Linked DNA regions of Homo sapiens: region 2 is linked to region 1. A link is a loop called in an ENCODE intact Hi-C map of the cell type or tissue named here. Cell type or tissue: heart right ventricle. All regions are shown on one strand. Links, peaks and the distances in the headings refer to the core of each region. The heading gives the core; the rest is flanking DNA. Region 1 overlaps MYO1D (myosin ID). Region 2 overlaps MYO1D (myosin ID).

Region 1 (11,276 bases), core at 1,996-9,995:
AAACACTCACTGACCATCTGTGTTTGCAACTAAGTAGCTTTCTTAGCTGCTTCCTGTCCACAGGTCCAGAGCCTCTTTGCATTTTGCCATGTCTATGTTGCTTTCAGTCCAGTCCTTTGAAATTTTGATGGTTTCACTGTGTATCAATTTATAATCACTCCATTAGACAAAAAACACGCCCACAAATCTCTGCAAAATAAACTCTCCCATACCTTGGGCTCCTCGTGAGCTATTGTGGGACAAGACCCTTAAGATTCAGGAGCCCTGTTGTTTATCGGATAGAATTTGTAAGGCATGCCCTAAAGATCTTTAGAGCCTCGTTTAGTCTGTCTGGAAGATACTATGGATGCCTTCGATCTTTCTAAGGTTTTAACAAAGGATTTTACAATCCCACTCTGGGTTTGATCCGTTGCCCTGAAACCATTTCTTAATTTGAGAATCATTTGCCATCTGGAGAAGCTGGGAATAAGAAACAGTTTTATTTTCAAGCCTAGCAATTGCAGGCTTCTTTATGTTTCCTCTAAATTTTACATGAGAGCAGAACCATTCTTTATTAAGGTCCTCTCTCTCCTCTCACATTTTTTTCATAGACAGCAAGAAGAAGCCAGATGGCACTTTCAGTATTCTGTCTAGAAATCTCCTTATCTAGATCATCACATTTGTTACGTACATTTTCTATTTTCTGCCTTCCCATAGGCAACAGTGTTGTCAAATTTTCTCCTTAACAAAGGTCCGCTTTCCTCTGGCTCGAAGTAGTCTTTTCCCTGTTTTCCTCAGGCCCTCACTGACCTCCTCTTGAAGGCCTGCCATGATTCCCCCAACAGTCTCTCAGAACCTTTCCAGCTTCCACCTACTTCCCAAAGCCAGTGCCAACTATCTGGGATTATGTTATAGGAGCACCCTACTCCTGTTCCAAATTTTTATTCCAATTACTATTGCTGTGTAACAATCCACCCCAGACTTAGTGGAATGAAACGACCGCTACTTTATTATGTTCTTGGATTCTGTTGGTAAAGAATTTGAAAGAGGCACTGTGAGGCCAGCATGCCTCTGCTCCACAATGTCTAGGGCCTCCATTAGGAAGATTCGAAGGTGGGGGTTACTTGGTGAGTGAGAGTTGGAATCACTGGAGCCCTCATACACTCACTTGTCTGGCCCCGGCTGGCAGAGCTCAAGCCAGGACTGCTGACCAGAGCACCTGCACACGACCCCTCTGAGAGGTTTGGCTGCCTCACGGCATGGCACCTCAAGACCATCAGCCTGCTTGCATGAGGGCTCTGGGCTCAAGCAAGTTGTTGCTTTCAAGAGATGCTTGCTTATAAAGGGATAAACTCTCAGTTATGCCACAGCTTCCACCATTTCCATGATGAGCCCACACAGCTGAGCTTCCTGAGTTATAGCTAGTTGAGGAGTAAGGAGGGAACAAGATGTGGGGGACTGGGAAGGGAGAAGGAGGGAGATTAGGAGAGACAGATGAACAGAACAGAGAAAGGTGAAAAGAAAGTCACCAGGTGTCCTGCAAAAAGCCAGAGCAAACTGTCTCCCAAGTTTCTGAATGGAAAACAGAATGAACAGAATGTTCTCCATCAAAGAGCAGCCAAATCAATTTGTTAATTGAGATCAAAAGAACATAAGCATTATCTCTGCAGTCTAATCAAAGAACAGAAGTTGAATAGTACATCCAAAAACCCAAGTGTCTGTGTCAAAATACGAGCAAACACCTGCAGAAATTAAGTGACCGCTACAATTTCATGAAAGTTCTTTGTGTGTCAGGCATAGCTTTGGACGGGGTGTGGGGGGCGGGGGCATGGAAGGGCAGGGAGGTGGGGGGAATACCAAGAATGAAGTCCCTTAGAGGTGTATGTAGAGAGCAGTAACCAAAGAAGAGGAGAGATTCTCCAGGACAGAAGATTGTGGAACAGCTGCTACTGGGAGGAAGTTTGGAACAAAGATGCTCCAGAGTTAAAAAAAAAAAAAAAAAAAAAATTAAAACATTATTATAGTGATGAAATAGCAATAAATACATTTGAGTATTTACCATCTTACTGTAAAATGAAGTATTGTTTTATATACCATGGTATACTGTAAAATAAAAACAATACAAATGCAAAACTTCATACTTGGCTGAAAAAAGTGAAAGCCAGCGAGCCTGACCCCAAGGAGATCATTCTGGTTGGACAAGCACACGGATAATACATAAATGTGAACTATTAATAAATAAACTGAGTTATATTGAGGTATTTCTTTTTTTTTTTTTTTTTTTTTTTTTGAGATGGAATCTTGCTCTGTCGCCCAGGCTGGAGTGCTGGAGTGCTGGAGTGCAGTGGCACTATTTCGGCTCACTGCAATCTCTGCCTTCCTGGTTCATGCGATTCTCCTGCCTCAGCCCCCCGAGTAGCTGGGATTACAGGCACGCACCACCACGCACAGCTAATTTTTGTATTTTTAGTAGAGACAGAGTTTCACCATGTTGGCTAGGATGATCTTGATCTCCTGACCTCGTGATCTGCCCACCTCGGCCTCCAAAAGTGCTGGGATTACAGGCGTGAGCCACTGCACCTGGCCTATATTGAGGTATTTCTTACTAGTGAACCACCCTTACCCTTGTGAATATACGCTCATGGTCATGGTGTTTATCTTGTTGCATCCAGTTTGTTAATTATTTTGGATTTTGCATCTGTATTTGTACGTTACATTGATTTCTGGGTGTGTTTGTTTTTGTGTATGAGAGAGAGATTCAGCAGGTTTTGCTAGCAGGATAAATAAAATGAGTCAGTATGATTTTTCTCTTTTTCCATATTGTAGAGCATTTAAGTATGATAGAAATTACCTGGGCCTATAACATAACCTGTGCCTAGTAAGAACTAGAAGAGTATTTTTCTGATAATCTAAAAAAAAACTTTTTGCTAGTTATAAATAGAAATTAATTGTTTTATCTTTCTTTAAGTCAATTTTACTAATTTATATTTTCCTATAAAATCATGCATTTCAGGCCTGGTGCAGTGGCTTACACCTGTAATCCCAGCACTTTGGGAGGCCAAGGTGGGAGGATCACTTGAGCTTAGGAATTCATGACAGCCTGGGCAACATGACAAAACCCTGTCTCTACTGAAAATACAAAAACTAGCCGGGTGTGGTGACGTGCTCCTGTGGTCCCAGCTGCATGGGAGGCTGGGGTGGGAAGATTGCTTGAGCCTGGGAGGTAGAGGCTGCAGTGAGCCGAGATCGTGCCACTGCACTCCAGCCTGGGCAAGACAGCTAGACCACATCTTTAAAAAAAAATATGCATTTCATTAATATGAAATTACAATTACAAAAGTTTTTCTCTTCTAATTTCTTCTTCTTCTTTTTTTTTTTTTTTTGTTTTTTTTTTTTTGAGATGGGTCTCACTCTGTCACCCAGGCTGGAGTGCAGTGGCGTGATCAGCTCACTGTAACCTCAAACTCCTAGGCTCAAGCAATCCTCCTGCCTCAGCCTCCTGAGTAGCTGGGACTACAGGCACGCACCACCACATCCAGCTCCAGCTAATTTTTTTTTTAGCTGGGGTTTTTGCTATGTTGCCCAGGCTGGTCATGAACTCCCGGCCTCAAGTGATCCTCCTGTCTCAGTCTCCCAAAGTGCTGGGATTAGAGGCTTGAGCAACTGCTCTTGGCCTCTTATAATTTTGAAAGTCAACACACCCTTTCTTAAATCCCTTTCTCATTCCTAATGTTAAATATTTGCGGTTTTGCCTGTTTTTTCCTTGGTGAGACTCTGCCAAGGGTTTGGTCTGTTCAAAGAACCAGCTCTTTAATTTATTATGTATGTTGTTCTCATTCATAAACTTCTACTTTTATCTTAATTAATTTTATAAACAGGGTATATTTTTGTTTTTTGCTTAAATCTATAACCCCTCGTCCTCCAATAAAGGAGTTGTATCCTGTTCACATTTCTTACAGCAACTGGCAAAAAAACTTTTCTTAAATTCAATCGTGTTATTTAAATGCTTTCTATTTTTTATGCTCCCACGCTATTTCATTCTTTTTTCTGTTGCTGCATTGGTCAAGTTTTATTTATTCTCTTTTTACTACTGGTTAGAACCTTACACATCCTTTTTCATCTTAATGATTACTGTTAAATATTTGAGCTGATCTTTCCTAATTGATATCAAGAATAAAATGGATTTACTTATCTCCTCCTGTGAATTGTGACAAAATTAATAGAGTTTTCTTTTTGTTTTTGAGACGGAGTCTCGCTTCAGTGCCCAGGCTGGAGGGCAGTGGCATGATCTCGGCTCACTGCAACCTCTGCCTCCCAGATACAAGTGATTCTCCTGCCCCAGCCTCCTGATTAGCTGGGACTATAGGCACCCTCCACCACAACCAGCTAATTTTTGTATTTTTAGTAGAGACGGGGTTTCACCGTGTTGGCCAGGCCAGTCTCAAACTCCTGACCTCAAGTGATCCTCCCGTCTTGGCCTCCCAAAGTGTCGAGGTTACTGGTGTAAGCCACCACACTTGGCCAAGTTTTCTGTTTTAAAAAAGGATATAAACCTGAATTTTATTTTCCTGTGTAGATAACTTATTTTTGTATGCCTAGGTACTTGAAGATTTTTTCCTTTATTCTACAGGTCTAAAACTTCTCTGGGCTACACATCCAGAAGATCCTCTAAGTTTGGCTGGTACCTGTGATTCCTTTCTGTCTAAAGACTGGGATGTTTTCTTCTATTATTCTTTAATTTTCTAAAGTATCTATTCAGTTACTGCTTCCATTGTGTATGTAATTTATCATATTTGTCTTTTCGAATTATTTCTCTTTCTAATATCGGTCTGTTTTGCGCTGATTTCGTAAATGAGAATATGGATTAGAGATTTTCTTGTATAGTGAGCTCTGCTCTCTAGCGCTCATTCCATTGCAGAGGAGGAGAGGACATCTGCTCTGATTTCTCAGGCCGGCCTCCTCTTCCAGAACTGCTCAGCTCTTTACCTATCTAGTTGTGTTCACTGTTTGGTCCTTCTTAGTAAGGAGAGGCTGGGAGAATTGAAATGGGTTGCAATCAGAGACTCTTTTTGCCCTGTTCAAATCTTCAAGGCCAAAGAAGGGGAAGGCTTAGATTTATCATAGCATAGAAATCTCATAGATTAGGAGAAATAAGGAAGCAACAGGGGCAGGGGGAGCCTTGATAAGGAGTTTCCCTTTTGTTCGGAGAAACGCATCTATGTGTTATGGCTGCCCAAATGCAATGAGGTAGTGACCCCTTCCCCAGCTGAGGTGTTTCACAAAATACCTTCCATTTGCATGGTGTTGTAAGGTTTTAAAATTATATTTTCAGTGATAAAGTTTTGCTGACTTATTTTCACTTAGAGTGTAAGACCCTCGAAGACAGAGGGTTTTTTTGCTTATTTACTTTTTGTACTCCAGAGTTGCTACTATTTGATCCTTACCACAACCCTGCAAGGTAGACAAGGCACCTGATGTTATCCTTATTTTGCAGAAAAGGAGACAGATGCCCCAATAAATTAAATGAGTCACTCAAGATCACATGGCTGAATTGGGATTAACACCCAGGTCATCCTTAGTACACTAATCCCCACTTACCATCCTTTCTTCCAGAACTAAAGGGGACGTTCTGGGTGCTGTTTGTCCTGCTTTGGCAACAATAGGGACTTAATCTTTCATTATTTGTGTAGCAGAGCAACTTAAGTACTGTTTTCCCTCATTTCTTCTGAGACTGACACACCACTAGGCCTGGGCGTACACATGAAGAATTCCCATCCACAGCAGATAAAGCCACCTAGACAGCAAGGGAGAGAGAAGGGGAGGGAGAGAAGCCCACCCGCTGAGAGGGGGTTGTGGCCGAGAGCAGAGTCATTGGCTCCTGTCCTCTGGTCCAGGTAGCACCTAGGAAGGGATCCTCTATCCCTGTGGTTTCAGCGTTCTTTGCCGAATCTGTCTCTTTTCCCTGAACCCCTGCAGCTAATGCTCCTGGGATATGCTGGCAGAGTTACTGCTGTTACCATTCTCATTTCTTTAGGCTTTAATCAAGCTCTCCTGTGAAGTGCTACATCAATTCAATTTTGAATTTCACATATAAAATAATGAAATGAGAGTGAAGCGTGATAGACATAAAATGTTTTTTTAAAATGAAAATGATATTTTTAATTTAATCATATAAAAATCATCTGGATCCAGTACATGTAAGTGGCAGAGAGTTTGCTATATTCTCTTACCAATGGCCTCAGAAAGCCCACGATCCACATTGGTTGGTGAATGATTTCCAATTTCTTTAATATTTTCCCTTCTCTCCATTAAGCCCTGACCCTGGCATTCTTTAAAATCAACCCAAGAACTCACCTCCTATGAAAATGTATTCATGGGAATACTTATTTATAGAATATATAAATATTCTATGTTCATTTATACATGATACTTGAAAAACCTGGTGTGATGGAAAGAACATGAGTCCCCATCAGTCTGCAGGTCTGAGTTCTAGTTCCCGGGCCTGCAGACGGGCTGAACTCCTTCAGTCTCAATTTCTATCTGTAAAACATAGGCATGGAACTAAGTGACACTGCAAATCTGTAAATTGTTAAGGTGTTTTTCTTCAGTTATTTAATACTTACCTCTTCCTCTGATCCAACTGGATTGTGAATCCCCCAAGAACAGGGATCACATTCTCAGCATCTTCTGCACGTCTGTCCCTACCACAGGCCGTGTGGCACTGCGCCATCCCCCAGTGGTTGCCTTGTTCATGCTGCCTGCCCGCCTGGCTGATAGCACCTGTGGTAGCCAGGAGGTGGCACTTCGGTATTTTATGCAATAGAAGAACAGACCACAGAATGAGGAAATCACTCTGACTTCTGCTTTATTGACCAAAGTAGAATATCTAGAGATCAAAACAGCCAGGGTGTGCAATTTTTTAAATTTATAGGCAATGAATATAATTTACGTGCATGGGTGGTGGTGTACAGGTCTCTTGAGTCTTAGTATGGGCGTAAATTTGTGTAACCACTGCCACAGTCAGGATACAGAGTAGTTCCATACCCCAAAAACTCCCTTGTATCGGACTCCTCATAACCCCAAACCCTGGCAGCTACTGATCTGTTGTCCATCCTTATCCTTTTATCTTCTAGAGAATATCATATAAATGGCGTCACACAGGCTGTAACCTTTTGAGACTGGCTGCTTTCATTCAACCATAATGCCTGTGAGATTTATCTATGTTGTTGCATGTCAGTAATCTGTATCATTAGTTTGTTCATTGCTGAGTAGCGTTCCATTATTTAAATGTACCACAGTTTGTTTATCCGTGCACATGCTGCTGGATATTTGGGTCGTTTCCAGCTTTTGTCAATTATTAGTAGAGCTGCTGTAAACATTCATGTATAAATTTTCATGTGAAGCTAAGTTTTTATTTCTCTAGGATATGTGCCTAGGAGTGAGATTGCTGGCTCATGTGGTAATTTTCCATTTAATTTTTTGAGTTAACAACCACTGTTTCCACAGTGGCTGTAACATTTTACATTTTGTATTTTCACCAATGATGCATGTGAGTCCCACTTGTTCTGTGTCCTCACCAGCATTTAGTATTATCACTCTTTTGTTGTTGTAGGCTGTTTTGTTATTTTAGCCATTCTGATGGGTTTGCAGTGGTTCCCATTGCAGTTTTAGTTTGCATTTCCCTAATGGCTGCTGATGTTGAGCACCCTTTCATGTGCTTATTCACCCCTATGCCTTCTTTGGTGAAGTGATTTCAAATCTTTTATCCATCATTTTTAATTGAGTTGTTTACTATCAAGTTTTAAGAGCTCTTTATAGATTCTAAATACAAGTCCTTTATCAGATACATTTTTGCAAATATTTTCTACCAGTCTGTGGCTAGTCTTTTCACTCTCCCACCAGTGTCTTCCTTAGAGCAAAAGTTTTAAATTTGATCAAGTTCAATTTATCAATTTTTTTGCTTTATGGATTGTGCTTTTGGTATCATTTCTAAGAAATATTTGCCAGCCCAAGGTCACAAAGATTTTCTTCTATGTTTTCTCCTAAAAGTTTTCTAGTTTTACATTTTGCATTTCGATCTTATAGTGCACTCTGAATTGTTTACGAGATGTGAGATTTAGGTAGACTTTTATTTCCGTTTGCATGGGGGTGTCCAAATGTTCCAAGTTATCCAGATGCCCACATTATCCTTTCTTCATTGAGCTGTCTTTGCACCCTGGTGAAAAAATTATTGGCCATATTCACGTGAGTCTGTTTCTGATCTATGTTTTTTTTTTCCTTTCTAAATTATTGTCTTGATTAACCTAGCTTTATACTAAGCATTAAAATCAGCCTCTATGAGCCCTCCAACTTTATTCTTCATTTACAAAACTGTTATGGCTATTCTAGTTCTTTTGCTTTTCCATACATATTTCAGAATCTGCTTGTTGATACCTACAAAAAATCTTGCTGGGATTTTGGTTGGGATTTCATTAAATCTATAGATTAATATGGGAAAAATTGGTATCTTAAGAATTTGGGTTTTCTAGTCCATGAGGATATTATTTTCCTTCATTTATTTAGGTTTTCTTTTATTCCTTTCATCAGCCTTTTAATTTAACTTGTTCAACATTTTGTAGTTTTCAACATGTAGGTCCTACAGATAGATGTTTTGTTAGATTTATATCTAAGTATTTTTGTTTTTGGAGTTGTTATAGATGGTTTTGTTTTTCAATTTTTGTTTCAAATTTTTCATTGCTAATATAGAAATATTTTTGTATGTCAGCCTTGTATCCTTTGACCTTACTAGATGCGCTTATTAGTTCTGGGAGCTATTTTGTGGATCCTTGGCATTTTCTATGTAGGCAATCATGTAATCTGAAAACAGAGACATGTGTTTCTTCCTTTTCAATCTGTATGCTTTTTAATTTTTTTTTTCTTTGAGATGGAGTCTCGCTCTGTTGCCCAGGCTGAAGTGCAGTGACGCGATCTCAACTCACTGCAACCTCCGCCTCCCGGGTTCACACGATTCTCCTGCCTCAGCCTCCTGAGTAGCTGGGATTACAGGCGCCTGCCACCACACCTGGCTAATTTTTGTATTTTTAGTAGATACAGGGTTTCACCATATTGGTCAGGCTGGTCTCGAACCCCTGACCTCAAGTGATCCACCCACCTCAGCCTCCCAAAGTGCTGGGATTACAGGCGTGAGCCACCACACCCAGCCGCTTTTTAATTTATTTAACCTGCCTTACTGCACTGGCTAGGGCTTCCAGTATAATGTTGCATAGCTGCAGTGACAGTGGAAATCCTTGCATTGCTCCCGATCTTAAGGGAAAACATTCAGTCCTTCTTCACCAAGTATGATGTTAGCTGTGGCATGTTGTATATGTCATTTTATCAGGTTAAGTTCCCTTATAATCCTGGTTTGCTGAGAAATTTTTATCATGGATAGATGTTGAATTTTGTCAAGTACTTTTTCTGTGTCACTTGATACAATCTGTGGATTTTCTTTGTTATCCTGTCATTTTATTCTGTCATTACCTTGATTAATTTTTGAATACCTAACTAGCCTTGCATTTCTTAGATAAACTCCACTTGGTCATGTTGTATTATCATTTTTATGTATTGTTGGATTTAATTTGCTAATATTTTCTTGACATCCATTTTTACATCCGTGTTGATGAAGGATATCAGTTTGTAGTTTTCTTGTACTGTTGTGTTTATTTTTGATATCAGAATAATGCCAGCTTCAAAGTGAGTTAGGAAGTGTTCCCTTCTCTCCTATTTTCTAGAAGAAATATGGTGAATTGGTGTTATTTCTTCTTTAAATGTTTGGTGGAATTCACTATTGAAATCATCTGGGACTAGAATTTTCTTTTTCAAAATGTTTTTAAATATAAATCTAATTTCTTCAACAGATACAGAATTATTCAAGTTATTTCTTCTTGGAGAGTTTTAGTATTTTGTGACTCTTAAATAATTATTTGTTGTTGTTGTTGAGATGGAGTCTCACTCTGTCACCAGGCTGGAGTGGAGTACAGTGGCATGATCTCAGCTCACGGCAACCTCTGCCTCCTGGGTTCAAACAGTTCTCCTGCCTCAGCCCCCCAAGTAGCTGGGACTACAGGCGCACGCCTCCATGCCCGGCTAATGTTTTTTTGTGTGTTTTTTTTTTTGTATTTCAGTAGAGATGGGGTTTCACCATGTTGCCAAGGCTGGTCTCGAACTCCTGAGCTCAGGCAATCCGCCCGCCTTGGCCTCCCAAAGTGCTAGGATTACAGGTGTGAGCCACTGCACCCTGCCAGAATTATTTGGTTTTAACTAAGTTGTTGAATAAGTTTTTGTATAGAATTGGTCCAAATATTTTAATATTATCCTTTTAATGTCTGTGTGGTCTATAGAGATGGCCCCTCTTCCATTCCTGATATTGGCAATAAGTTCTTCCTTCTTTTTTTGTTTTGGGCTAGAGGTTTATCAATTTTATTGATCTTCTGAAAGAACCATCCCTGTTTCATTAATTTTTCTGTATTGTTTTTCTATTTCAAATTTTGTTCATTTCTGCTCTTTATTATTTCCTTCCATCTGCTTGTTCCGTGAAACTGATAGAAGATTAAAGTCAGGGGGTCACTGAGCAAAACCCTTAGAAAATGTATGACGTGTTTTGTTGTTTTTAGGGATGGTGTCTCGTTATGTTGTCCAGGCTGGATTCAAACTCCAGGGCTCAAATGATCATCCTGTATCAGCCTCCCAAGTAGCTGGGACTACAGGCACATGCCACCATGCCCAGCTCCAAAATGTATTTTTTAATTCATTCTTTTGAGAATGATCCAAATAGTTTTCCATGCATTTTCTCTTTGCAGTTGACTGGTCTGAGTGTCTCCAATGGAAAGGACCAACTTGTAGTGTTCCATACGAAAGACAACAAAGACCTCATTGTCTGCCTCTTCAGCAAACAGCCAACCCATGAGAGTCGAATTGGAGAACTTGTTGGAGTGCTGGTGAATCATTTCAAGAGGTAAAGTTTGATTTTTGTAACTAAGACACGTTTTAAATCTATGAAATCTTTAATCGTAATTATCACTGAGCTTGTTTTGTGCCAATTTTAATGTATTGAGCTATTTTTCTCCATAAGGACAACTTAAATCATCTGTTTCGCAGAAGGTAAAATTAGCATCCCAGCTTACTTTCAAGGTTAGGAATGATCCTCTACTTTTCCAGCCTCCAGCTGAACCAACAATGAGAGATTTCCCTAAATGGTGATTTTTATTCCACTGTCGATCCAAATGCAATTAAATCCAAAAGATAGACAAATTACTTTA
Region 2 (11,276 bases), core at 1,859-9,858, 110 kb after region 1:
ATCTATGCCTGGAAACATCAATGTCTTCTGGCCAGACAAAGGCCAAGGAGTGAAAGGCGCTATGCCCAGCAAGAAAAACTTACAAGTGGTGAAAGTGCCTGTGCAGGGAGGGGGTCAGGGGCTGGGTCAGAATGTCCAAACCTCAGCATCGTTACAGGAGGTTCAAAGTGCCTTTTCCTCTGACTCAGAAGCACCTGGTATTAAAGAATTCCATGCTGCAGAGGCTATGCTCCACGCAAGAGCTAGAACAGCATTTTAGGGTGGAAACTAAATGGAATGGAGGCGCAAATGCTGTTGAGGAGACAGTTGCCCTGGGCCAGGTCCTAGCCTCACCTTCCAGCTGCAAGAAGTTGCTTGAGCTTTCTACGCTTCTGCACCCTCATCTATAAAGTGAACAGAATGACAGTGCCCCATAATGACAGCTTTGATAAGGATTAAATGAAATTAAGTATGTAAAATGTTTAATACAGTGCCTAGTAAATTCTTAATAAATAAATGGATGACAGTGAATTTCAACCTTCTCCTCCCAATCTAAGACCCCTTTACAACTCCGCAGGCATGCTGCTGAGGAGCTCCAGGCCCATATATTTCACTAGAAATATCTGCCCACATACTTTGGGAGGCCGAGGCGGGCAGATCATGAGGTCAGGAGATCGAGACCATCCTGGCCAACATGGTGAAACCCCGTCTCTACTAAAAATACAAAAATTAGCTGGGTGTGGTGGCGCACGCCTATAGTCCCAGCTACTCAGGAGGCTGAGGCAGGGGAATTGCCTGAACCTGGGAGGCGGAGGTTGCAGTGAGCCGGAATCGATCGCACCACTGCACTCCAGCCTGGTGACAGAGCAAGACTCTGTCTCAAAAAAAAAAAGAAAGAAAAAAAGAAATATCTGCCCACATTTCTGAAGCTATTACTGAGAAATCTGCATGGAGCCAGTGCAGTGTCTGCTCGTCTCCATTAAACCTCAGGACATAAAAATGGCAACATGTTTATCGATACAATTCCCGGAGCTTCTCTAACCTTGCATATGTGCTTCCAAAGCCCATCAGTCCAAATGTTTTCCATCCTACCAAATGTTTTTATTTCACTGAAAACTTCATTAGCAGTGGGGAGGCAGCAGCTAATACAGGGATGTTTGGGTTTACAAAGCAAGGTAATGACTCACTTTGCAAGAGGGTTCTTCAGTTCCCAAAAGGCACCCCTTGAACAGTGAGTGTCCCTAGTGCCTCTTCATATGTTTTCATCACACTTGACACATAAACAGCCCCTTACACGGAGCAGGATACCAGGCCGGGACATGTACCCCACCTGACCCTTTGTGTTCAACCCCAGCCCACCGATGGCTCCGCCTCACTTGCCTCACTTCTTAACAACCCTGCTGTGAAGATGGGTGAGGCCAGCCTCATGTCTCCCAGTTGAAGACATGTCTTGTGTTGACATTAGCCCCAGCTGCTTTCTTAATCATGTCATTTTATAAAAATTCATTCTTTCTATAGACATTTATGGAACTCCTATTTTGTATCAGACACTGCACGAGGAGCTGTTGATAGGGACATGAAAGTGCTCAGCTCATCACTCTGCTCAGAAGCACACAGCAAACAGGGACCACGGCTAATGATGTGCTTTTTAGGGGCAGGATGCATAGAGGTTAAGACTTGGACTATGGCCTGGATTGCCTGGGTTCAAATCCTGCCTCTACTCTATCACTTCGGGCAGGCAGGTCCTTAGGCTCTTTGGGCCTTCTCATTTCCTCTTCTGAAAAGGAAATTCACCTCGTGCTGTAGTAAGTCCGTGAATTGATATCTGTAAGGCACTTAGTAAGCACTGTATACTGTTTGACTATTTGTCTTAGTCTGCTCAGGCTGCCATAACAAGATACCATAGACTGGCCAGGGGAGGTGGCTCACACCTGTAATCCTGGTACTTTGGGAGGCCAAGGCAGGTGGACCACTGGAGGTCATGAGTTCAAGAGCAGCCTGGCCAACATACCAAAATTCCGTCTCTAGTAAAAATACAAAAATTAGCTGGGCGTGGTGGTGTGCGCCTGTTAATTCCAGCTACTCGGCAGTCTGAGGCAGGAGAATTGCTTGAACCAGGGAAGCGGAGGTTGCAGTAAGCAGAGATGGCACCACTGTACTCCAGCCTGGGTGACAGAGCAAGACTCTGTCTCAAAAAAAAAAGATACCATAGACTGGGTGGCTTGAACAACAGAAATGTATTTTCTCACAGTTCTGGAGACTAGAAGTCCCAGATAAAAGTCCAGCATGGTGCTGGGTGCAGTGGCTCACACCTGGAATCCCAGCACTTTGGGAGGCCAAGGCGGGCAGATTATGAGGTCAGGAGTTCAAGACCAGCCTGGCCAACATGATGACACCCCGTCTGTACTAAAAATACAAAAATTGCCTGGGCATGGTGGCACATGCCTGTAATCCCAGCTACTCAGGAGGCTGAGGCAGGAGAATCACTTGAACCCAGGAGGCAGAGGATGCAGTGAGCCAAGATCGCGCCATTGCCCTCTAGCCTGGGCGACAGAGCGAGACTCCGTCTCAAAAAAAAAAAAAAAAAAAAAAGTCCAGCATGGTTGGGTTCTGGTGAGGGCTCTCTTCAAGGGTTGCAGACTGCCACCTTCTTTCTGAGTCCTCACGTGGTGGGGAGAGAGAAAGCAAGCACCCTGGTTTCTCTTCTTTCTGTCAGATCAAGGCCCTGCTCCTATGACCTCATTTAACCTTAATGACCTCTGTAAAGCCCAGATCTCACAATACTGTGGTGTTGAAGGCTAGGTCTTCCATATAAGGAATTGGAGGGGACACAATTCAGTCCATAGTACTATTGTTATATTGTTATTTTATTCTCCTTTTATTTGATTTCTAATTTTACTGCACTGTAGACACAGAAGATGGTTTCTATGTGATGCTAATTCACAGGTTGTTATTGAACTTTCTTCTGTGGTCTAGTATGTGTTCTGTGTGTACTTTAGAAGAATGTGTGTTCTCTAATTGTTGAATGTAATGAATACACACACATACACCCAAGTTTTTTGTTTTTGGGGGAGTTTTTTTGAGATAGGGTCTCGCTCTGTCACCCAGATTGGAGTGCAGTGGCACAATCACAGCTCACTGCAGCCTCAACCTCCCAGGCTCAAACAATCTTCCCACCTCAGCCTCCCGAGTAGCTGGAACTATAGGCGTCTGCCACCACACCTGGCTAGTTTTTTTTTTATTTTTTGTAAAGACAGGGTCTCATTCTGCTACCCAAGTGGGTCTTGAACTTCTGGGCTCAAGCAGTCCATATCTGCCTCAGCCTCCCAAATTGCTGGGATTATAGGAATGAGCTACCACACCCAGCCTATTTTTACTTTTACTATGATTGTGGACTTGTTATTTTATCTTTGTAAATCATATGTATGAGAGCATCTTCTTGGTAAACTGTTCCTTAATAAATAAACAAAACAATTATCTAATGAACTTTTTTTTAATTTTCCTGAGACAGGGTCTCACTCTGTTGCTTGGCCTGGAGTGCAATGGCACAATCATAGCCCATTACAGCCTCAAACTCCTGGGATCAAGTGACCCTCCCACCTCACCCTCCCAAAGTGCTGGGATTACAGGCATGAGCCACTGCACCCGGTCTCTAATGAGCTTTTTCTCCAGCAATGCTTTTCCCCAGCTTTCTTTTGATTAGTATTTGATTTATGTATCATATTCCCTACCTAAACTGTCATCATGATTTAAATGGCATCTGTTACAAGTAGCATATAACTGCATTTTTAAATTAAATCTGAGAAATCCCTTTTAGCCAGAGGTTTGCACATCTAGGTTTACTGTGCTCATTTATATATTTAAATGTATTTATTCCATTATTAGTTTGTGCCTTCTTGTTCCCGTGTTTCTTCTTTGCTACTTTTGTTCCCCTTTCCTGCCTTCTATCTGATGGATCAGATTTGTTTTATACCCTCCCTTCTACTGCTCTGAGAGTTGTACATCACAGTCTACTGTATCTGTTTCCCATTATTATAATTTTTTTGCACTGTGCTTGCCTGAAGGGAGCCTCAAGTTCATGAGTCTCCCTACCCTCCTCCCAAATGAGACATGGACCTTTGAATGCTTTCCTGGGACCACCACCCCACCTTTCATGCTGCTGTTATCCAGGATTTTAGTTCAACAGTGTTTTAACCCCCCAAATGAGTCATTTTTATTGTTTCGTATAGTGAATGTGTATTTGGGTTTGCTTATATGGTGACCTGTTTATTTGCTCCTCATTGTACCTCATGCTCTGCTCTTTCCTTCTAGATTCAGTCTCTTTCCTAATGAGGTGTCTCGCAGCAATTCTTTACAAGACAGCCAAGATAGGCCAGCTCTCAGAGCACTTGTTGTCTGAAAAAGTCTTGTCTTATTTAATTTCTTTTTCTTAGAGATGGGGTCTCATTATGTTACCCACACTGGTCTCAAACTTCTGGCTTAAAGCGGTCCTCCCACCTTGGCCTCCCAAAGTGCTAGGATTACAGGCGTGAGCGACCTCGTCCAGCCTGTCTGAGAAAGCGTTTGTTTTGCCCTTGCTCTCAGATGACAGTTTGGGGATAGAATTCTAGGTGGACGGTTTTTTTCCTTCAGCCCTTTGAAGAGTCTGTATTTTCATTATCTCCCTGCATTAGATGTTCTTTTGCAAGTAACGTGTCTTTTCTCTCTGGGTATTCTTAAGGTTTTCTCTTTGCCTTTGGTGAGCTGCAGTGGATTTGCTTTTTTCAAGAGGTCAAGAGAAAGGAAAGTGTGAGGTTTCTGTTTTTTACTGACAATTTGTTTGTTGATTTGTTTTCCCACCCAGAGGTTCCTTGCCACTTTGCCAGGCTGGAAGGCAGACTTCTTCTGGTGTCCTGTTCACAGACGGGGCAGCCTGCGGAAGGCCCTGCCACATGCAGGGCCTCGGTCCTCATTCCCTTGCATGTGGACCCGGGCGTGACTCCTGTTCAGGCTGGCACTTCCCAGAGCTGAGCCCCAGCCTGACCTTCCTCCCATACTGTCTTCACACCCCCTCCTTTCTTCTGATACCTGGAGGTTTTCCTTTCTTTCCTGTCACCTCCACTTGGATTTTAAATCCTCTGTCTGTGGAATTGTATTCGGCACAGGAAGATGCTTGCAAGGGCCAGGCTCATCAGCCCTGTCCCTGCTGCTGGAAGCAGCACAGCAGAGCCTCATGCTCAGGCTGAGATGGAGCAGAGGCCTGCAGACGAGCACCCAGCTCAGCTGGGGTTGGCGCCGATGGTGGAGGGTCCTCGAAAGCTCTGGGGACGATGGCAGAGCTATTGGCAGGGGAGCCGCAGGGTCTTTTGAGCCCTTAAAAGATCTCTCTGATGACTGTGTGGAGGACATCACACAGTCTGCCCCTGTGCTGGGGCAGACCCAAGGCAGAGAAGCCAGTCCGGGCTATGACAGTAACCAGGAAGGAGAGAAAAGGGTCTGGGCTGAGGCCTCGGCAGGGGACACAGACAAAAAGTGCAATCAGTAGAACTCAGAGACTGTCGGCAGTGGAGAAGGAGCGGGAGCGGGGCTGCCTGCCAGCTCTCTGGCCTCAGTGACCGTGCAGACGACACCTCTCACTGCATAGGCTTGATGGGAGGAGGGAAGCACTTTGAGGGAGGGGGCCAAGAGGATGATCTCAGCATTGGCCATGTGAAGACTCAGCTGTCTGCAGAGCATTCCGGGGATTTGTCTAGGAAGTGGCTGAAAAGACATGCATGGACCTCATGCTAAGAGAGGGGACACGGACTGGATCATTGTCATTGAAACCACAGGCATGAGTGATGCCACTGTGAAATAATGTATAAAATGAAAGGGGCCGAAGATGAAGCAGTATTTAAGGAGTGAGAAAGCAAAGCCAAAACAGCTCCCGCAGGAGTCCCACTTATTCTTGCGGTATCAGTCTGTGTGTCGCCTCCTCTGGGAAGCCCACCCACCCCAGCCACCCAGGGTCAGTGACCCTCCTCCATGCAGCAGGTGCTTCCTACAAAGCACTAGCATCCACGAGCTTGGGCCCGGGTCATCCTCACCGCATTTGTCCTTCTCTGGACAGTGCCCCTTCCACCCTGGGCGCTCCATGAGTCACTGCAAAGAGAACGTGGGCAGGGAAGGGAAGAATGGGTGTTGGCAGCATGAGGAGAGTGCCATGGGGGAGGGGCAGCCCAGGCTGGGAGGGTGGTGGCAGTCCTGTTGGGGACACAAGCAGGGTGAGTGTGGATCACGCCCCCGGGCCTGGGAGCCAGGTCAGTTCAGTGCTGTGGAGAGGCAGACAGCAGGCTTGGGTGAGGTCTCAGGGCATGCTGGCTGCCGACAACACCCAGATATGACCCAGTTGGTTCATGACAAGAGAAAGGTTTTACTTTCCAAATACAAATGGTTTTGCCCCATTCCTCACCAGCTGCAGACCCAGAAAGGACTCAGTATGCCAGGAAGCACCACGCCACCACTCCTGGACTTGGCCTGGTTGCTGAAATCATAGCCTCACCTTATAGGTGACTGTGGTAAAAGTGTCCATTCGACCCTGACATAAACAGAAGTGGCATTTCCTAAAGCAAGATTTTGAAAGAGATTCCCTGTGTGGTTTGACATCAGCAGGGGGATTTACTTCTTGAAGGAACTGAAACACAGAGTAAACAGCTGCAGTCATGAGCTCCTGATGCTCCAGTCAGTAGCTGTTGTCCTCAGTGTGAGCCAGAGAGCATGCATTATGTCCTAGTGACATCCAGATGGAGGACGGCCTGTCTCTGTGACTCTAGAGTTTCTCATGAAGCACTTAATGCATTTACTATCACTTTGAAAAGCACCTGTCTCTGCTTGGTGCAAGGCTGTGTTCCTCCTACCACATCCTGTTACCAAACTTGAGAGAACATTGCATTAGCCTCACAATATTCTCAGACACTCCTTGCTGCACCCAGAAAAATGTTCTCACCAAGTGACTGCACTGCACCCCACTTCCACTGCATTTTCCCTTGAAGTGCATTTGTTAGAACCTGGATCACCCCCACTCTCACAGGGAATGCCATTGAGAGGAAAAGTGACTCACTGATTTCTTCAAGTCCTGCCTGGCTTCTGCAGGGGCAGGGCAGGTCGGCGAATGACAGTCTCCTAATCCCAGCTGAGCCAGGGCTGCCTGCAACCTCCCAGGACCCGCTTTCCTGGTTGGCTTTGACCTAAAACCCTGCACTGCCCAGCTGACCAGGGGCCTGGATGGGAGGGGATGTTTTCTGGGCTGATTCACCTTCTGGACAGGAGTGGCCTGTCCCACTTTGTGCAGGGCCTGCGAAGGCACAGGTAGCACAGGGAACATGTTTGTTCATTCCATAGATCAAGTCTTGCATTTACTCACGGGTTTCTCTAAGAGCAGAAGACAAGAGTCTAAATGAAAAATGAAGGAAAGTAATTTGATAAAGGCCATTTGCCTGCAATGATGGCTTGAAACAGATGAAACGAGATGAAAGTCCCCGAATTCCACAGTTTGCTGGCCATTAAATCCTGTAACAGAGGATGGGGAGGGAAAAAAAATATCCCTCCCCAATGCAGCCAGCCTCCCTCGGCAGCTGTCCTTTGGCTTGGCGCACCCTCAGAGGGAGACGCCCTGCCTCCATCTGTACGATGTTTCCTTTTCTTTAAAAAATAAGGAAAGAATTCTGGCTCTAGTTGGATTTCCAGAGTGTGGCGAAGTTCAAACAAGAAAGAAGTCACTGACCCCAAGCGTCTACTCCGTCTCCTGCCCAGGCCTTTCTCTGCTCTGTCTCCAGGATCAGCACAAGAAATCTCTTATTAGTCTTAAAATTATTTTGGCTAAACTTGAGATGAGGAGAGAAAACATGGTTTGAAGGCAAATTCTAATTTTTCATTTAGGTCAATCCACATTTTAAAAAAAAATTATTGTGGTAAAATACACATAACATAAAACATATTATTAGTCACATTTAGTACATTCACAATGTTACAAGACCATCACCTCTACCTAGTTCCGGAATATTTTCATCACCCCAAAAGGAGACCCTATGCCCTCTAAGCAGTCCCTCCACGCCCCCACTCCCCGCAGCCCTTGGCAGCCACTAACTGGTTTCTGCCTCCGTGGCTTTGCCTCTTCTGGCTATTTCATATAAATGTAGTTATACAATATGTAGCCTGTTGTCTGCCACCTTTCACTTAGCATCATGTTTCAAGGTTCAAGGTTCATCTTGTTGTAACATGTGCTAATACTTTATTCCTTTCTGTTGCTCAATAATATTTCATTGAATGGATGTACCACATTTTGTTTATTCATTCATCCACTGATGCACATTTGGGTTTATGTAGGAAAAGTCTCTATCAAACTGTTTCCTCTGCTCTCACACCACCACCACAGTCATCAACACAGAAGAAGACTTCTGTGACCAAAGGTATGGAGGTTTTCGCCACACACCTACCAGTGGTCACCAGCTGGGTGTCCTCCGATTCAATTCCGACATCATCTACCTGGAGATGGTGTCAGATCCCACAGGTTGAGGGCTCAGACCAGCCCCCACACCACCCCTAGACACCAGTTGCAAGTCAGGGTCTCTGGAACTTCTGACCAACCAGCTTCCAGTTGGAGTTCCCAGGACCTCCTCTTTGGGTTCAATTAATTTGCTCACAGAACTCAGGGAAACACTTCCTTACATTTACCAATTTATTAAGAAGGATATTCTAAAGGATGCAGATAAACAGCAGATAAAGAGACAGACAGGGCAAGGTGTGGAAGGGTCCCAAGAAGCAGAGGCTCGTCTGTCCTCGCGGACTGGGATGCCTCCCGGTACGTGCTGGATTCTTCTCCGCCTTCCCGTCAGCCTCCATGTGTCCAGCTCTCCAGAAGCTCCAAACCCATCCTTCTTGAGTTTTTTATGGAGACTCCATTGGCTGTCCATGATTGAAGCATGGACAACTGTGTCGAAATGAGATTGGCCAAAAAGGGACTGATCTAAACCCACCAAGGCCTGTCCATTCAGATCTTTCCTGGCCTCTCTGTGCAGCATTCCTTCCTCCAAGGTGTTGGGCAGGACCCCCTCGGGAATGAGGGTGTTAGGGCTCACAATCAGATTAGAGAACTGACTTGGGCAGGAGAAAGTCAGCGAGAGAGATTTTGTTTCCTGAGGGCTGCTTCTGAGGCTTCTGAGGCCTAAAGCACCCCAACGTTATAACAAAAGACTAACAATGGTTATGGGAGATACGAGCTAGGAACTGTGGATGACACCTCATCATATCATCATCATCATCACCATCATCACATCACAAGGCTGTTGCTACCTTTGGTAAACAGTGCTGCCATGAACATTCATGTATAAGCTTTTGTCTGTTCTCAGTTCTTTTGGGTATATACCCAGGAGTGGAATCGCTGGGTGATATGGCAGTTCAATGTTTAACTTTCTGAGGAGCCGCCAACCTCAATCCACATTTTCTTTTTTTTTTTTTTTGAGATGGAGTCTCACTCTGTCACCCATGCTGGAGTGCAGTGGCACGATCTTGACTCACTACAAGCTCCGCCTCCCAGGTTCACGCCATTCTCCTGCCTCAGCCTCCCGAGTAGCTGGGACTACAGGTGCCCACCACCATGCCCGGCTAATTTTTTTGTGTATTTCTAGTAGAGATGGGGTTTCACCATGTTGGCCAGGATGGTCTCGATCTCCTGACCTCATGATCCACCCACCTCGGCCTCCCAAAGTGCTGGGATTACCGGCGTGAGCCACTGCGCCTGGCCCCTCAATCCACATTTTCTGACTTCGTTATCTGCTGATGGCAGTGTGTAGATGGCGTCAGCTGGGCAGTGCTCAGCCGAACTTCAGAGCAGAAGGCTGGTTCTTCTTGCCCTTGTTGTTCGGTGGTGAGCTCAACACACGTAGTCACTCAACCCCCTCTTCTGCCCAAACGTCACAGCAGCACCACACAAACAGGCTGGGAGTCAGGCAGGCCAGGGCTGCCCAGGTCTGTGCCAAGGAAAAAAGTAGTAACCCAGGCAACTGTCACTTAAGGCGGCAAAACAGAGTATCTCTCTGCTAAGGAGCAGACCTCCTTCCCAGGTCTGGTTCACAGGTATCTGGCCACTTTGTGTTTAGAAGGAACTTCATGGACTGGGTGAGTCTCCATCCCAGGAGGCTCTTGACCAGTTGTGCCCATTGTCTTCCTCATTCATGAGGCTGCAGTGAGTGTGCGAAGTTGATGAAGTGAGCAGATGAAGTTGTGTTACTGGGAGAGAGCCATTTACACAGCAGATGGACTGAGGCCTGCAGCCTTACGCGGCCCCAGCACGTCCAGAACCTGTGGCCCAGCCAGTGTTGCCCATCAGCACCTGGGAGCATCTCCTGTGTGCAGGGCAGCACCACGCATGCAGCTGTGTAAGACGCCTCCCCTCCCCGCCAGGACCTTGCATTCTGAAAGTGGAGACCAGTACATGTGGTGTGAATGCTCCATTAAACTTGTAGGGTTGTTTATTTTTTATTTTTATTTTATTTTTTATTTTTCAAAGATGGGGTCTTGCTCTGTCACTCAGGCTGGAGTGTGGTGGCTCAGTCTCGGCTCACTGCAGCCTCCGCCTCCCAGGCTCCAGCGATTCTTCCACCTCAGTCTCCCAAGTAGCTAGGACTACAGGCCCATGCCACCACACCCAGCTACTTTTTAATTTTTTTTTTTGTAGAGACAGTAATTCACCATGTTGCCCAGGCTGGTCTTGAACCTCTGAGCTCAAGCAATCTGCCGGCTTCCGCCTCCCAAAGTGCTGGGATTACAGGTGTGAGCCACCATACTTGGCTTTTTATTTTTATTTGTTTATTTTTTTTTATTTTTTTATTTTTGGAGACAGAGTCTTGCCCTGTCACCCAGGCTGGAGTGCAGTGGCATGATCTTGGCTCACTGCAACCTCAGCCTCCCAGGTTCAAGCGATTCTCCTGCCTCAGCCTCCCGAGTAGCTGGGATTACAGGCATGCACCACCACACCCAGCTAATTTTTGTATTTTTAGTAGAGACTGGGTTTCACCATGTTGGCCAGGATGGTCTCGATCTCCTGACCTCATGATCCACCTGCCTCTGCCTCCCAAATTGCTGGGATTACAGGCGTGAGCAACTGCACCCGGCCGCCTTTTTAATTTTATTTTTAGAGACAGGGTCTCACTATGTTGCCTAGGCTGGTCTTGAACTGGGCTCAAGTGATCCTCCCACCTCAGCCTCCAGAGTAGCTGGGACTACAGGTGTGCACCACCATGCTTGACACTTGTAGGATGTTTTTTGTTTTATTTTGTTTG

The links. Hi-C counts contacts between places; a loop is a spot of excess contacts. Peaks named below come from ENCODE experiments on the same cell type or tissue, not always from the same donor. Only the 100,000 strongest peaks of a DNase experiment are listed, where the experiment ranks them.
Region 2: it touches region 1 in a loop (2.3-fold over the local background); 12 of 110 quality-filtered maps call a loop at or near these places.

What each region holds. Positions count from the first base shown.
Region 1 is chr17:32,604,783-32,616,058 of GRCh38, reverse strand. MYO1D (myosin ID) reads left to right here. Exons shown (of 22, transcript NM_015194.3): 21 at 10,818-10,972. Among named protein-coding and RNA genes, the nearest start is that of CDK5R1, 120 kb to the right of the region's middle. In heart right ventricle, for the core only: a CTCF peak has its summit at 6,784 (motif pointing right); a DNase peak (open chromatin) is centred at 6,718.
Region 2 is chr17:32,499,188-32,510,463 of GRCh38, reverse strand. All of the region lies in intron 21 of MYO1D (myosin ID), which reads left to right. It overlaps LOC124903982 (a long non-coding RNA gene), which reads right to left. Exons shown (of 2, transcript XR_007065716.1): 2 at 10,458-11,276. It overlaps LOC105371734 (a long non-coding RNA gene), which reads left to right. Exons shown (of 2, transcript NR_188182.1): 2 at 1-510. Among named protein-coding and RNA genes, the nearest start is that of CDK5R1, 18 kb to the right of the region's middle. RefSeq lists enhancers at 4,579-5,349, 6,121-6,891. In heart right ventricle, for the core only: no CTCF peak of the experiment used is centred there; a DNase peak (open chromatin) is centred at 6,743.